2 separate regions of the Mus musculus genome follow, and region 2 is linked to region 1. The links are chromatin loops, found by intact Hi-C in ENCODE. Cell type or tissue: heart. All regions are shown on one strand.

What was found. A loop is a pair of places that touch in the nucleus more often than their neighbours do. Peaks named below come from ENCODE experiments on the same cell type or tissue, not always from the same donor. Only the 100,000 strongest peaks of a DNase experiment are listed, where the experiment ranks them.
Region 2: a loop joins it to region 1, with 13 times the contacts of the local background. A loop is called at or near these places in 21 of 42 quality-filtered maps.

Annotation. Positions count from the first base shown.
Region 1 is chr7:102,659,089-102,667,088 of GRCm38, forward strand. It overlaps Olfr555 (olfactory receptor 555), which reads left to right. Exons shown (of 1, transcript NM_147103.2): 1 at 1-682. The coding sequence ends at 682. Among named protein-coding and RNA genes, the nearest start is that of Olfr555, 4.3 kb to the left of the region's middle. In heart, a CTCF peak has its summit at 6,441 (motif pointing right); no DNase peak of the experiment used is centred here.
Region 2 is chr7:102,916,528-102,924,527 of GRCm38, forward strand. No RefSeq gene overlaps it. Among named protein-coding and RNA genes, the nearest start is that of Olfr572, 7.1 kb to the right of the region's middle. In heart, a CTCF peak has its summit at 3,305; no DNase peak of the experiment used is centred here.

The sequences.
Region 1 (8,000 bases):
TGCCCCTGAGATTCCTTTTGATGCATGCATCACGCAGATGTTCTTCATCCATGGATTTGGAGTAGTAGAATCTGGAGTCTTAGTGTCCATGGCCTTTGACAGATTTGTGGCTATCCGAGACCCATTGCGTTATGCTTCCATCCTTACTCATGGGCTTATTGGAAAGATTGGACTAGTTGTCTTGGCCCGGGCAGTCTGTGTGGTCTTCCCAGTGCCCTTTCTTATAAAACGGCTGCCCTTCTGTCGTTCCAATGTCTTATCTCATTCATACTGTCTTCACCAAGATGCAATGAGGTTAGCCTGTGCCAGCACCCGTGTCAACAGCCTCTATGGCCTCATTGTTGTCATTCTCACATTAGGGCTCGATGCTCTCATCATTCTCTTCTCTTATGTACTTATCCTGAAGACAGTGCTAGGCATTGCCTCCAGAGCTGAGAGGCTCAAAGCCCTCAACACCTGCCTCTCTCACATCTGTGCTGTGCTTCTATTTTACATTCCTTTCATTGGTGCCACCATGATCCACAGATTTGGGAAACATTTATCACCAGTTGTGCACATGTTCATGGCTAATATCTACCTTCTCCTTCCTCCTGTGCTAAACCCTATTGTCTACAGTGTGAAGACAAAGCAGATACGTAGAAGGATCATCCAAGTGTTCCGGGGGAGAAAGAACATGTCCTAGTTGGATGGAGTCCTATACCAGATCTAGGAGAGGTGGAAAAATCCAATAGTTTCCCATTCAGAAGTTTTGGTGAAGTCAGATTTTATACATTCAGTAAAATACAAGGGCAAAAATGGTTTGTGCAGAAAAAACACATGTAATTATTGTTCTGTTTTACATTTTGCAATATAGACATTGATATGTGGTATCATAAAATCCAGTTTAATTGAGTAACATACTTTTTTATTCTTTGAAAGTAGAGATGAACATAAGCTATGACAAATTGTTTAGATAGATAATATAACCATTTATTCCTATACTGTTAAGAAATACTTTAATTGTGTAGTTGTCCATCAGTTGTCTGAATTCTTTTTTTTTTTTTTTTTTTTTTTGAGACAGGGTTTCTCTGTATAGCCCTGGCTGTCCTGGAACTCACTTTGTAGACCAAAGGTGTGCGCCACCACGCTCAGCTTTACATGTGTGATTCTTAATATGTGCCTTCTTTAGTGGTATCTCTTCTTTTTATATATAGCATATTTCTAGATTTTCTATCACAAACTTAGGGCAGTAGTACATGTCCCATTTCTTCTCTCTCTCTCTCTCTCTCTTTAAAGGATTTATTTATTTATTTTATGTGAGTCCATCACTGTCTTCAGACACACCAGAAGAGGTCATCAGATCCCATTACAGATGGTTGTGAGCCACCATGTGGTTGCTGGGATTTGAACTCAGGACCTTTGGAAGAGCAGTCGGTGCTCTTAACCTCTGAGCCATCTCTCTTGACCCCCCCCCCCCAATGGATTTTTTTGTCATACTTGACGATTCCTGGTCTTTGTATAAAGCAAGCAAAAATTCTTAATAGAAATGTTTTTTATTGTCTGAGAATTTTATACCGGCACATGTTTTGAAAGAAATCTACACTTCATCCTCTCATTTAAAATCTTTCCTATATTTTTTACCACCTTTTTTTCCCTCTTAATTTCATGTGATCATTCTCTTCTAAACCACCAGATCCACTTAATACTGGTAATATGTACACTGGTGTATGGGCATCCCCAGAGCATGTGTATCCTATCAGCAGCTGTCTCTTTGAAGAAAACTGACTCCCTCTCCTATAGCCATTAGATTGACAAGAGTTCTTCAGGTGGGAGAGAGATATTTCTTGACTACCTCTTCCACACATACTTGGATTTTGACAAGCTTGGTCTTCTGTAGATCTTGTGCATGCAGTCATAGCAACTGTGAATTGTATACAATGGCTTCGTTATATCTGAAAAACACTGTTTTGAAGCAGTCATCCACTGCTTTGGGATCTTATAGGCTTCCTGCCATTTCTTCTGAGACATTCCATGAGTCTTCTGAGAAAGATGAATGATATATGTCTATTTAGGGCCAACCACACCAACACCTCTTGTTCTCCGCACACAGACTAGTAGTGAGTCTCTGTATTAATCACTATCTAATTTGATGAAGGTTGAGAGATGCATTAATCTAGTAGTATAAAGATATGTTAAGTCGGAGAAAATTTAATACTATTTAGCAGAATAGTAATACTAGATTCTCCTTTAGAGTCTATGAACTATTCAGCCACTAGTTTTTTGCTTATTTAACAGTACTAGAAATGAGTTCTGTTTTGTGGGGAATGCCTTAAATCTAATCAGAAAGGGGTTGTGCCTGCTCCAGTGGATCTATCTAGCTGGGTCAGCTGTTATTGCAGCCTGCAGTGTTCACATCTGAGTGAGTTTTTTTTTTCCATTTTTTATTAGGTATTTAGCTCATTTACATTTCCAATGCTATACCAAAAGTCCCCCATAGCCACCCACCCCCACTCCCCTACCCACCCACTCCCCTTTTTTGGCCCTGGCGTTCCCCTGTACTGGGGCATATAAAGTTTGCGTGTCCAATGTGCCTCTCTTTGCAGTGATGGCCGCCTAGGCCATCTTTTGATACATATGCAGCTAGAGTCAAGAGCTCCGGGGTACTGGTTAGTTCATAATGTTGTTCCACCTATAGGGTTGCAGATCCCTTTAGCTCCTTGGGTACTTTCTCTAGCTCCTTCATTGGGGACCATGTGATCCATCCAATAGCCGACTGTGAGCATCCACTTCTATGTTTGCTAGGCCCAGGCATACTCTGACAAGTTTTAAATCCAAGCAGAAAGTGGTTGGTTACTCCAATAACATTTGTGCTACTATTGCACCAGCAGATCTCTCTCGCCAGGTTAGTTGTTAGTACAGCCTGCAGTGTTCACATCTAGACAGGTTGCTGATTGCTGTTCTCTAAGAATAGCATGCACAGCACCTTCTGGAGCCATGAAAACTAGCCACTAGGGAGAAAGCTTCTGTGTCAGTACCAGCCTGACTTCTCTGTGTCTTATGATTCAAATATGTGGTATCTTCATCAACAGAGACTTATTATCAAGCTCTGGAGGGTGAACAGGAACAGTGTCAATAGGTTCTAGTGTTTTAATATCTGTGGGATCCCAACAAGTGAAAAAGAGACAAGCACAAGTTTTTTATTTTGATAGCCTATGGTGTCTGGGGGAGGCAGTATTTTTTATTATAAAGTATCTCTATTTGAACTATTTTACATATACATGAGTTTGTACTCTATGAAGTTTCTAAAGTAGTAGGTTTCTTTATGGCCTTTTCAAGGGCTGCTAATGTTGCTTATCCCTTCTCAGTCCCTTCCTCTATCTTGCCTTCCCTCTCCACCCCCTCAACATATCCTGTTCAATTATTACTTTGTCTGTTAATACCATTTGTGGTATATCCCTCCCTCCTTTGAAATCATGTTCATGCCATGTTGCTTGTTTCCTGATGTCTATGGGTATTCTAGTTTAACACAAAACAGATCTAAAGGTTCAATGTTATTTACTGTAATAAAATATATGAAGGATCACATGTTACATTTATATTTCTGAGACTTTGTTACCTCAGACCATATAATGCTTTCTAGTTCCATGTATTTTCATGTAAATTTCATAATTTATTTTTTCCACATAGGTGAATGAATTTCCATAATCTACATAGACATTTTCATTATCCATTCACCAGTTGGTGGACATCTATGCTGTTCCATTTTCTGGTTTTACTAAAGCCATTAATCTTTTATCCTATGTGTTCTTTGGGTCTCTTTGTCAAAAAGTCAGATGGGTGTCTGGACCCTCAGTTCTCGCTCATTGATCAATGCATCTGTTTTTATGCCAATATCACACTGCGTTTTATAACCATGCTTGTAGTATAACTTGAAATCAGGAATGGTGATGACCTCAGCAGTGCTCTTATTAGTCAGGACTGTTTTGGTTATCCTGGCTTGTTGTATTTCTACACGAATTTTAAGGTTATCTTTTCAATTTCTGTGAAGAATAGCACTGGGATTTCATTGACTATATAGAGTGCTTTTGATAGGTTAGTTGTCTTCACAGTGAAGACAAGGAGTTAGACAGACTCTCTAATAGGAAGGCAGACTACCTATCAGGGAGAGAGACCATGACTAGGCAATACAGGTACTGAACTTCCAACATGGCCAGCTTTTTCCTTTCCTTATCCACGCTAGACTGGAGACAAAAGCCAGGCAGTTTGGAAAAAAAAAGTCACTAAGCCACCAACCAGGCAGCATACATGAGCTGGTTGCAGGCCCCCAACACATATACGACAGAGGACTGCCTGGTCTGGCCTCAGTGGGAGATGAGGCCCCAGCGAAGTGGGAGTCTTATGGGGGGTGCAGATAACATCATCTTGGAGTCAAAGGGGAGGAGGAATGGGATGAGGTACTATTGGAGGCATACCGGGAGGGGGGACTTGTTGGAATGTAAAAAAAAATAGTAATAATAATTTAAAGAAGGCCTTGTAGCTTCTTGTCTCTAACTATGAAGCCCCCTGCTAATGACTGGATCAATAAGTTCAAGGCTGATTTAGACATGTTACACAACAGTTGTCGACCAATCAACCATCCTATATTTCTTCAAAGTGACCAACCACAAATTAGAGTTGGGAAACTCTTCAGAGACTTAAAACAAAACAAAACAAAAATAAACAACAAACAAACAAAACCAGACTTTGAGAAGAGACCTGGTGTTTTTGGCTCCTGTGGGGAGGATCTTTATGGATTTGAGTCTGTAGCACATGTGTTTTCTTTCTCCCAATAAATGCCTTCACCTGCTGATTCTATCTGCTCTTCTTCAAGGTGTTCAAGATTTCTTCACTGCTGTCTCTTGCACTTAAGGTTTTCCCCACCCCTTAAGTCTTTAATTGGCAGGGAAATGAACCCAATTAAGATACTCAACCTTATCAACAATATTAATCCTACCAATCTCAGAGTTGGAGTTCTCTCTATCTTTTGGTTCTAAAACCATCAACTACTATCTTATTCCTTCACATATTTACTCAATTGTGTATGTTAGGTAAGTGCTCTACCACTAAGCTATGTGTTCAGACCCTCACATAATACTTCTTTGTTTCTGAGATAGGATCTCACTGTGTAGCTCTGGGTAGCCTGGAACTCATGATATAGATCAGGCTAGCCTTGAACTCAGAGATTCTTGTCTATTCATGCTTCCCAAAAGCATGTCACGAGAAATACTTATGAGTATAAAGGCCATCATGAACTTCTAGGAGAAACTGAGGAATACTGGAGTGACTTTAAGAGATCAGTTATGTGATCAGGGTGAACATTTGTTAAGCATTGTGAGATTCACTGATGTCTAGCCTCTAACTTTGGATTCTCTGACTTTCTAGCTCTAGGACTTCTACACATCTCACCTATAACATGTAGTCATCCTGATGATAGCAAAATAAGAGGGTTGAGAATGGAATGAGAAAACACCCTGAAAAGAACCTCTCTGGGTGCCTTGCACATCCAGGTTTTCCATCACACCCTTTGTTTTCTTTCAGGATGAACTCTGTATTCTCAAACTGGTTTAGGCATCCTCTGAGATCTGAAAAAAACAAAGGCTGTTAACCCACTAGGCATCTGACTCATCCCGTAGTCTGGAAAGATCCAGATGGAACTCAGACAAAAGCCAGTACTCTGGAGGATTTATAGTGTTTAGCTGTTAGGCGGAGGCCGAGGGACATTGGGTGTCCAGGGAAAAGGCAGGATAATAGAGTGATAGGGAGGAGAGATCCCAGAGGGAGGTCTTTGAAAAGGACAAGTCTCATCTTGACTCTCCATTGTTTTCTTTGGTCTCTTGTGATGCTTACTGACTCTGAGAAGAGTCCTAAATAAATCTCATTTCTTCTGGATGAAAGAAATATGTATCACCATGCATGGATAATTTGAGAAAGTTAGGTAGACAGAATGCTGGCGTGTAGGTAACTGAAATAGGAAATTGGGCTGTTACAACCTCCAGGTCGTGATCATCCTGGAAAGGAGGATTCAAGTCACCTGGCAAGAGGTTGGCCAGGTTTGGAAGGTACTGCTAACACCAAAGGCTCTCTCTGAGAGTGTGAGAGATTGGAAGAGATGAGAGAGTGAGCAGGAATACAGAGCTTCTTGTGTTTAAGGCAGAAAGAAGTGAAAAGTCCAACTTTGGCAAAAAGGGAAAAAGGGGAGACAGTTTTTAAGACAAAGAGGAGCTCTGAGAAAAGATCACACAATATAGGCTGAGTATCAGTGCATTTGGGTGGTGGGAGAGGCACAGGAGCAGGCACACAGAATTATCATAGGCAGTAAGGCTACATTCAGACAATGCAAAGTTCAAGTTCAACTTCAATGGGATTCAAAAATCAAAAAGTAAAAAAATTTAAGGAGGCAGCTGCTGATGCTAAAAGAAGTCACAAGGTGGCAGCAGATCTTGCATAGAGACAAAGAAAAACAACTTAGGTTGAGTGAGAGAAAAATTTAGAAAATAATGACCAAATGCTCGTTCTTGGAGAAGGCTTGTAACACATGTAAGTTTCTACAAGCAATGATTAGGAGGAAAAAGATTTAGAAGATCACAGGAAAGTATGTTGAGGCGAGGTTGTCACAGCTGGAGAGAGGGAGAGTGATCAGGGCATAAGCAGACCATGCCTTTGGCAGAAGGTGGATTTCTTTTCTTTCTTTCTTTCTTTCTTTCTTTCTTTCTTTCTTTCTTTCTTTCTTTCTTTCTTTCTTTCTTTCTTTCTTCCTTCCTTCCTTCCTTCCTTCCTTCCTTCCTTCCTTCCTCCCTCCCTCCCTCCCTCCCTCCTTCCTTTCTTTCTTTCTTTTCCAATTTTTATTAGGTATTTTCTTCGTTTACATTTCAAATGCTATCCTGAAAGTCCTCCATACCCCCCCCCCCACCCCATTCCCCTACCCACCCACTCTCACTTCTTGGCCCTAGCATTCCCCTGTACTGGGGCATATGATCTTCGAAAGACCAAAGGCCTCTCCTCCCATTGATGGCCGAGTAGGCCATCTTTTGATACATATGCAGCTAGAGACAAGAGCTCTGGGGGTACTGGTTAGTTCATATTGTTGTTCCACCTATAGGGTTGCAGACCTCTTTAGCTCCTTGGGTACTTTCTCTAGCTCCTCCATTGGGAGCCCTGTGTTCCATCCAATAGCTGACTGTGAGCATCCACTTTTGTGTTTGGCAGGCACTGGTATAGCCTCACAAGATACAGCTATATCAGGGTCCTTTCAGCAAAATCTTTCTGGCGTATGCAATGGTATCTGTGTTTATGGCTGATTTCTATCAGGCAGTCAGGAAAGGAAGATCTTGGGTCAAAGATGAATGGGGCAGTGGAAACTGTGGATCTCTGTGGTTCTCAAATCTATAGGAAATGATGTTGAGCCCTGAATTTGTGGCACTTAGGGCAGACCCAGCAGCATAGAATATCCTGAGTCATTTTCACTCTTCAACAGTCATTGTTTTGATTGCTTTCACCTGTTCTCACCTGATCTTTTACTAAGGTTGTCTCACCCCTGTGGCTACACACACAGCAAGGCTCCTATGATCCATATGTGGGGCTTATCATGTCCTTTGTCTCTGTCATTACATGGCTCCCTCCTCCTTGTGGTCTGTTTCAAAGTTTCATCATTTGCAGTAAAATCTCACACATTAGGTTTTATAGATAATTCCTCAAGATTCTGCTCAGGGTCTCTAGAGGCACCTGGGTGTCAGGTCAGTTAGTGCAGGACTGACAGTGACATGGTAAGTGTATGTCACACAGTTAGGACGGGCAACCAGGTAAGTGTTTTTTGTTTGTTTTGTTTTTTGTGTTTTTTGTTTTTGTTTTTTTGTTTTTTGTTTTTAATAGTGCTTAGATTACAGAGAAAGTATCTTCTGTAGCACAAGGGAGTCCCAGTACAGATGCCCACAGGTCTGATCTGTACAATTACTCAGGAGGGACCAAACACACAGAAGAGAAAT
Region 2 (8,000 bases), 260 kb after region 1:
ATTCAGCAGCTCCCAGCTCCTTCAGGCATTGGGATACAGTGCTCCTTCACAGGCATTACTCCAAATATTATCTCTATGTGTGGTCCCACACCTCCCTATGCTTGCATGCAGCCAGCACACTGTTACAAGCCTCTCCAATTACTTCTCTGACTCTGCGATTGGTTTAAAAACAGAGCTTATCTTTCCTGGTTTCCATTTCTGTAACAGCGTCTGTCCATTGCACCAGACGCAGCTTACTGAACTTCAAGAGCTTTTATTTGGTAGCACCTGCTTGCACAAACATGATTTCATTGCCCAGATTCCTGGCCCCTATCTCTGCATCCTCCCTGAGAGCGCTGTGCTTTTCCTATCCCCCTACCTGACCAATTTTAACTTTCCAGCTCTAGTCCATTTTTTTATGTTAGAAAGAATCGAAGTAACATTCTAATTAGGGTGTTTTCCTGATCTCCTTCCTGAGCTTTCGGGCTCAGAAATGGGAAGTTTTATGCCCACCCCCATTCCTCCTTTCTCTCTTACTTCACATTCCCATTCTTTCTGCCTTTTCCCTATTTACACTGTCACAGGCATACCTGACATTTGTCATCTTTTCCCACTGCCTCTGTCTTTAATTGTTTACTCACCATACCTGGTTTCTCAGCGACCCTCACACACTCTAGTGTGGTAGTGGACTGCCTCTGCTGTGTTCTTTATGTTATGTCTGTCAGCAGCACCGAGCCAAGGGGTATGGGGAGGGTGTGGGGTAAAGGAAAGGTGAGCACAGGTGTCCAGGCCTTTCTTTGCCAGAGCCCCATGGGGAAGCCTCAGTAAGAACACTGTGGTTAGTTAGAATCCGTTTGTCCCAGTAGAAAGGCCATGATGACCTTTAAATTGCAGCAAGAATCGAATGATCCCTTCATTACTAGCACTCAGCCTTTATTTCAAAATGAGAGGAGCAAGCCCCAGTCCACCCCACACTACTCTGATATTCATAGTCCCAATAGGCCTAGTTGCCCCATCTCCCCTTGACCTGTCTGGCCTTTGACCATTATCACATTATTTACCTAGCCTTTTGTTTTCAGACAGTGGATAATGAGCCCCAGAGAGTGTCTCTGGTTTGTTCCTAGGGGACCCCTTTTGGTTTTGTTGCTTCTGGTTTTGACTAATTGCCATTAGCACAGTGTGGCACCACATGGTGCTAATAGGACCCAGGTCACAGGTCCAGTCTCCTCAGGGATGCTTATTCACTTTGCTTTGCTTCCTCAAGCTGAGGTCAGAATCAACCCAAATGTGCTACAGCATGCTATTAATCCCAAGTGTGATTTGATCTCTGACTCTACATACATGTAGTTGTATGTTTATAATCATGTTTACCTAAGGTACACCTCAAAATCAGCTAGATTCTCTGACTCTTCGGAGCCAGTGGTGGGATTCTTTTTCCTTTCTCTTCTCTGGACTTTTCACATGTGTATTGCCCGTCTTGTTCTCGGTAGACTCTTCCCCAGTTCTTGGTAGGTGGTAGCATGTCACCAGGCATGCCCATTCCCACCCTGGGGTGTGGATTTTTCATTGCACCCTTAACACAATCAGCCTATATCCCTCTAAATAACTTGGGTACCTATTGTGGACAAGGCCATCGCTGCTCCTCTTCTTCCCCAAACCTTCTGGCAGTGCCTTTGTCCCAGTAATTCCTTCCACCAGCCCAAGTAACAAAAATCCTTGGCATATCACAGCTCCTCTCTATCTAACCCTCCAAATGGTGTGACCCTTAGGACCTGGAGGCTGCTATCAGATTTGCCGATTACACTTTAAACATTTTGCAAATGAATCAATTGGCCTTAACTTCGCAAACTTGCAAAATTCTCATATCCAGGCCCATGTTATCTATAGATCTTTAAATTTGGTTTATAACGCAAATACAAAATAATGAAAGTTGTAGGATTTTGTACTATAAGCTAATATCTTTTTTGTTTGTTTGTTTGTTTTTGTTTTTTCGAGACAGGGTTTCTCTGTATAGCCCTGGCTGTCCTGGAACTCACTTTGTAAACCAGGCTGGCCTCCCGAGTGCTGGGATTAAAAGTGTGTGCTACCACACCCGGCTAAGCTGATATCTTTAATTGGATAAAAATTCATCCCTAAGTAACCCATTCTCATTTCATGAGATTGATGTCACCATTATTCTCATATATTATAATCATTGATCTGGATTTGCATTTTTAAATATTTCTATTATTTTAACTGTATATGCAAAATTACAATAATGCAGCTTAACATAATTGTCCAAATCTGTCTTATTGCAAAAATGCCTACTTTTGTTTAGCTCCATATTGTTCTTTGGTGTCTTTCATTTTAACTTGAAGGGCTCCTTTTAGAAGTTTTTACAAAGCAAGTCCAGTTTTTGTTTTCTAAGAACACTCCAATTTCACCTATTTCGGAAGACACAGTTGCTGAGCACATTACTCTTGTTTAACAGGATCGTTGTGGTTATCTTGTTCTTTCTGGACCTTTCTCATTCAGCATCTACAACATTGATTCAAAGCAAGATTTCGGTTGGAAATGTATCCTCGGATCCCCCAGATCATGTGAAAACAGCCTCGACTGAATTTAGCTGTTTCTAGGCATCTTCACAGTTCTACTCTCTCTTTGAATTAGTTTCATTATAAAGGGGCCAGCATGGTTCTATTTTGTTTATCTTAACTCAAGTATTAGAATCTCTTCAATTTATATGCCTACTTTCCCCATAAGATTTGGGTATTTTAATATTCAGATTATAGATTTTCTCCATTCTCTCTCTTCTCTTGCTATAGTTATAATACCATGTGTATTTTATTTATTTATTTGGTAATAGTCTATGAATCAATTTAATTATTTACTTACTTCTTTCCAATTTTGTAACTCTAAATCCAAGATTCCTAATGTATAGATTTTCAAGATTTCTAATGACTATTTGCTCTGTCTTATCTAGTGTGCACCTGGGTCTCTGTAATGAGCCTTCAATTTTTGTATTATTTACACCTGGATCTTCTAATATTCTCTTTTATTTGATGCATCATGATCCTGATTTTATTTTTGTTCTCTTTCGGGTCCTCCAGTATGTTTAAAGTTTCTGGAGTTTTATGTTGATCCTTTTATAGAGTTTTAAAATTTTTATTTTATGTACCTTGTGTGCTTTTATTGTACCCCTTGTATATTTTTTTTGATAATATATGGTCCCTTGAGAAAATATTTCTTTCTTCCCTCCAGTGATATTGTAGCCCATCAATCATCAGTCTAGAGCTTCTTAGACTCTCTCAACCCTTTTACCAGTCTCATGTTCCCCCTGCTGTCTTTTTGTGGTACTACAGTTACCATTCTGGTAGTACTTCTGTTTTTACCTCCATGCCCTACCTTAAGCACTCAATAGATCACATGGGAAGGCAGGTTAAAGTTCACACTAGAGATTAGGGAGAGCGTGGAAATGGTGAACTTCATACTGTTATTTTTTTTAATTTTTAAAAAATTATTATTTTCTTTATATACATTCCAAATGCTATCCCGAAAGTTCCCTATACCCTCCCCCTGCCCCTGCTCCCTTACTCACCTACTCCCACTTCTTGGCCCTGATGTTCCCCTGTACTGGGGCATATAGAGTTTGCAAGACCAAGGGGCCTCTCTTACCAATGATGGCCGACCAAGCCATCTTCTGCTACATATGCAGCTAGAGACACGAGCTCTGGGGGTACTGGTTAGTTCATATTGTTGTTCCACCTATAAGGTTGCAGACCCCTTTAGCCCCTTGGGTACTTTCTCTAGCTCCTCTATTGGTGGCCCTGTGTTCCATCCAATAGCTGACTGTGAGTATCCACTTCTGTGTTTGCCAGGCACTGGCATAGCCTCACAAGAGACAGCTATATCAGGGTCCTTTCAGCAAAATCTTGCTGGCGTATGCAATGGTGTCAGCGTTTGAAGTCTGATTATGGGATGGATCCCCGGGTGTGACAGTCTCTAGATGGTCCATCCTTTCGTCTCAGCTCCAAACTTTGTCTCTGTAACTCCTTCCATGGGAGTTTTTTTCCCAATTCTAAGAAAGGGTGAATTGTCCACACTTTGGTCTTCGTTCTTGAGTTTCATGTGTTTTGCAAATTGTATCTTGGGTATTCTAAGTTTCTGGGCTAATAGCCACTTATCAGTGAGTACATATCATATGAGTTCTTTTGTGATTGGGTTACCTCACTCAGGATGATACCCTCCAGGTATATCCATTTGCCTAGGAGTTTCATAAATTCATTGTTTTTAATAGCTGAGTAGTACTCCATTGTGTAAATGTACCACATTATTTTTATGCATATAGTATATACATATGTATGCATGTGGGTGAACATAACATGTATATGTCTGTGTGTGATGAAGGTCTTCTCTATGTAGCAACAGCTGCTGATTTTAATGACCGTGTTACACCCAGTAGATAACACTTCACAGCCTTTCTTCCTGTCCTTTGTATCTTACAATCTTTTGTTCTCACTCTGTGATATTCTCTAGCTTTGCAGCAGGTCTGGGGATGACCAGGTCACAGTCCCTGGTTCTTGCCCTTTTAGCTGTTATGGGTGTTTGCACTAATTGGTGCATTCTTCATAAAGAAACTTCTCTGACAAAGGCTGAAAGCAGAACTGGTTCATATCTTATAAATCTTAACATAGTTAAAATAAATTATCTGTAATATTTTTTACAATTTAATGAGATTATGGTCAACCCCACCCAATATTTTATAGTTGTCAATAGTTGCATCTAGTGCATATAAGAAAAAACAATGGAACAAAAATAGAAAAAAAATTTTGAAAAAGTGAGGTAAATTGGAAGGAACTACACTCTTTGGCTCCTACTGTTCTGTAAGTCCATAGTAGCTAGGGGTGTGCGAAAGAAATAAATACGTAGATCAGTATGCAATAAAGAAATCTAGAAAATTTCACAAAATATTTGACATGAGAAAACAGCAAAGTAATGCAGAAAGCACAGATTCTTCAACAAATAACCGTGGAATAATTGGATATAAAATAGTTATACAGAAAGTGACTTAAAAATAATATATTTTACTCTGTAAACATTTTTAAAAATTTTTATTAGATATTTTCCTCATTTACATTTCAAATTCTATCCCCAAAGTCCCCTATACCCTCCCGGGACCCTGCTCCCCAACCCACCCACTCCTGCTTCAAGGCCCTGGCATTCCCCTGTACTGGGGCATATGATCTTCGCAATACCAAGGGCCTCTCCTCCCAATGATGGCCAATTAGGCCATCTTCTGCTACATATGCAGCTAGAGACACGAGCTCAGGGGGTACTGGTTAGTTCATATTATTGTTCCTCCTATAGGGTACTTTCAGCTCCTTGGGTACTTTCTCTTGCTCCTCCATTGGGGGCCCTGTGTTCCATCCAATAGATGACTGTGAGCATCCACTTCTGTATTTGCCAGGCATATTAGCTCAGAAACTTGTGTAAACATTATTAACTAAAGTTAGAATCCATAACACACACACACACACACACACACACACACGTATATATATACTTGATTTCATAAGTTATATCTAAAATATTTACAAATTGTTAAAAATGATCCAGACAGTGGTGACACAGTCTTTAATCATTTATATATAGTTAGCTTTATGTTTATTTCTTGTGCTTCAGCTTCAGCTGTGTTGGAATATTCGGGGCCTACTATGGTAGGATAGCTGGGATCTCATGGAAACACATTGCCCTGGCTGTTGGCTGTGTTTTTACAATGGCATCCACGCACTGAGTTTGGGATGATTACAGGTCTAGGTACTGAGTTTTATATTTGTCTTTGTTGAGTTAATGTTTTGTTGTTTGGTTTCTGTTTTCTTTCTGGATTTTGGGAGAGTGTGATGGCTGTGTATTGCTTGTTTTACTGGCCTTCTAAATTGGTGACTTCACAGAGAATGCCTCCTGTTGTGGATCTGGGATACAGGGATGAGTGGGGTGAGGGTGGTTAGGAAAGAATGGTCAGTAGGAACCACAGGGAATGGGAAAGGAGAAAGGGATGTTGCAGCTGTAAGGATTGGGTTCTGAGAGAGAGAGAGAGAGAGAGAGAGAGAGAGAGAGAGAGAGAGAGAGAGAGAGAGAAGGTCTGTGGACATCATACCTTCTAAAAGTAGATCATGCATACCCTGTTGAGCCCTTCTTGTTACTTAGCTTCTCTGGATCTGTGGATTACAGTACAATAGCTAATATCTACTTATAAATGACTACATACCATGGTTGTCTTTCTGGGTCTGGGTCACCTGACTCAGGATGAATTATTTTTAAGTTCCAATTATTTGCTTATAAATTTTGTGATTTTTTAAAACAGATGAGTAATATTCCATTGTACAAATGTACCACCTTTCCTTTATTCTTTGGTTGAAGGACATCAAACAGTGGGAGAGGGGTCTGTCTCTGACTCTTTTTACTTGTTTTTGGTAGCCTTTTCTTCCTACTGGGTTGCCTTGTCCAACCTTATTAGGGAGGGATGTGCCTAGTCTTACTGTAACTTGACATGCCATATTTGGTTGATATGCCCTGGAGGCCTACACTTTTCCAAAGGGAAACTGAGGAGATGGTGTGGATTAGATAGATAGGGGAGGTGGCAGAGAGGAGGAAATTATGTGTTTGAAGTGAGAAAAACTGAATAACAGCATGATATACTGCAAGCTGACGTATTTTCTATGAACACTGGAACACAGAGGTTAGGATGCTGAAAGCAGAGAAGATCTTCATGTTATTAGCTTTGTAATCATACTAAAACATGGTTATGTGATTTAAAGATGAACCTTGAGCTGGGAATACAACATTTCGGGGGACTCTTAGAATATAAGAATGTCTGCACCAATGTTGAACAAATCTGGGGCTAACATGCAGATAGATGAACAGCAGATGTGGAGCAGGGATCAGTATATGAATTTCATTTCATCAGAATTTTGTCCTCCCCTTTAAGATTCCAGGACTCAAAAGCACAATTAGGGCTGGAATCAGTATATGAATTTCATTCTTTGTCATCATTTCATCCTCACCTTGAAGATTTCAGGACACAGAGAGCGCAATTAGGCCAGAGTTATTTCTGTTATTTCTATTCTGTGCTATCTCTGCTATTTAATTTCTACAAATTTACTAAGTCTGGGACAATTCCTAAAGTGATCTTTTCTGAACAAGAGATCAATATACTTACTATATTTATGAAGGGCCATGTGTATGAAAGACTATGAATAAATGCAATAAATAATATTATAGGAAACAATATTTACTATGATTGTTGTTATATGTTATTTTAAAAAAATTTTTATCTGATACAATAACTAGATATTATAGGATTCATTCTCCTTTGATTGATGGAGGCATTGATTAATGACTCCCCAAATCTCCTCTTACTTGTTTTTTATAAAGGTCATGACATGATTAGATTTACTAGATGGATATTGATGACTGAAAAATGAAGGTGAAATATAAGAAAAAGTCTTGAGAAAAATCATTATATTTGGGAATGTTTTTCAAATGGGAAAGTAATGAAGGTACTTTTTCTTTGATTTTTAAAAATTTGGATCCATTTTGAGATAAATAAAAGTGGATATCATTTATTCAGTGCATGGAAACAGTGAGATGTATACACTGGCCATGAGAATATGTCATAGGTACTAAACAGTTTCTGGAATCCCCCCACTTACTGTCTTAGTAGTTAGTGCTCTCAGCATTATTTCATTTTAAAATCCTGAATGGTTGGGAATGGCTTAGTTGCCCTGGAGAGATCCCTGTTTTGGAAGCCCAAGGGATCTGCAAACGTCTCCATGGCACAGTAAAGGGGAGATTTCTAGAGTAGGTCAGAACATAAAATTCCTAGTGGTGTCACTGCAATGGTTTCACCAGATGAACCTCTGGCTCTGATGTGTTATATCTTTCCTTAGTAGTGTACTCTCAGCAATCAGGTAAGTGTGAGAGAAAAATAGGAACATCAAGCTGGCCATGGAAAAGGAGATTTGAAGATATCACTGCAAAAG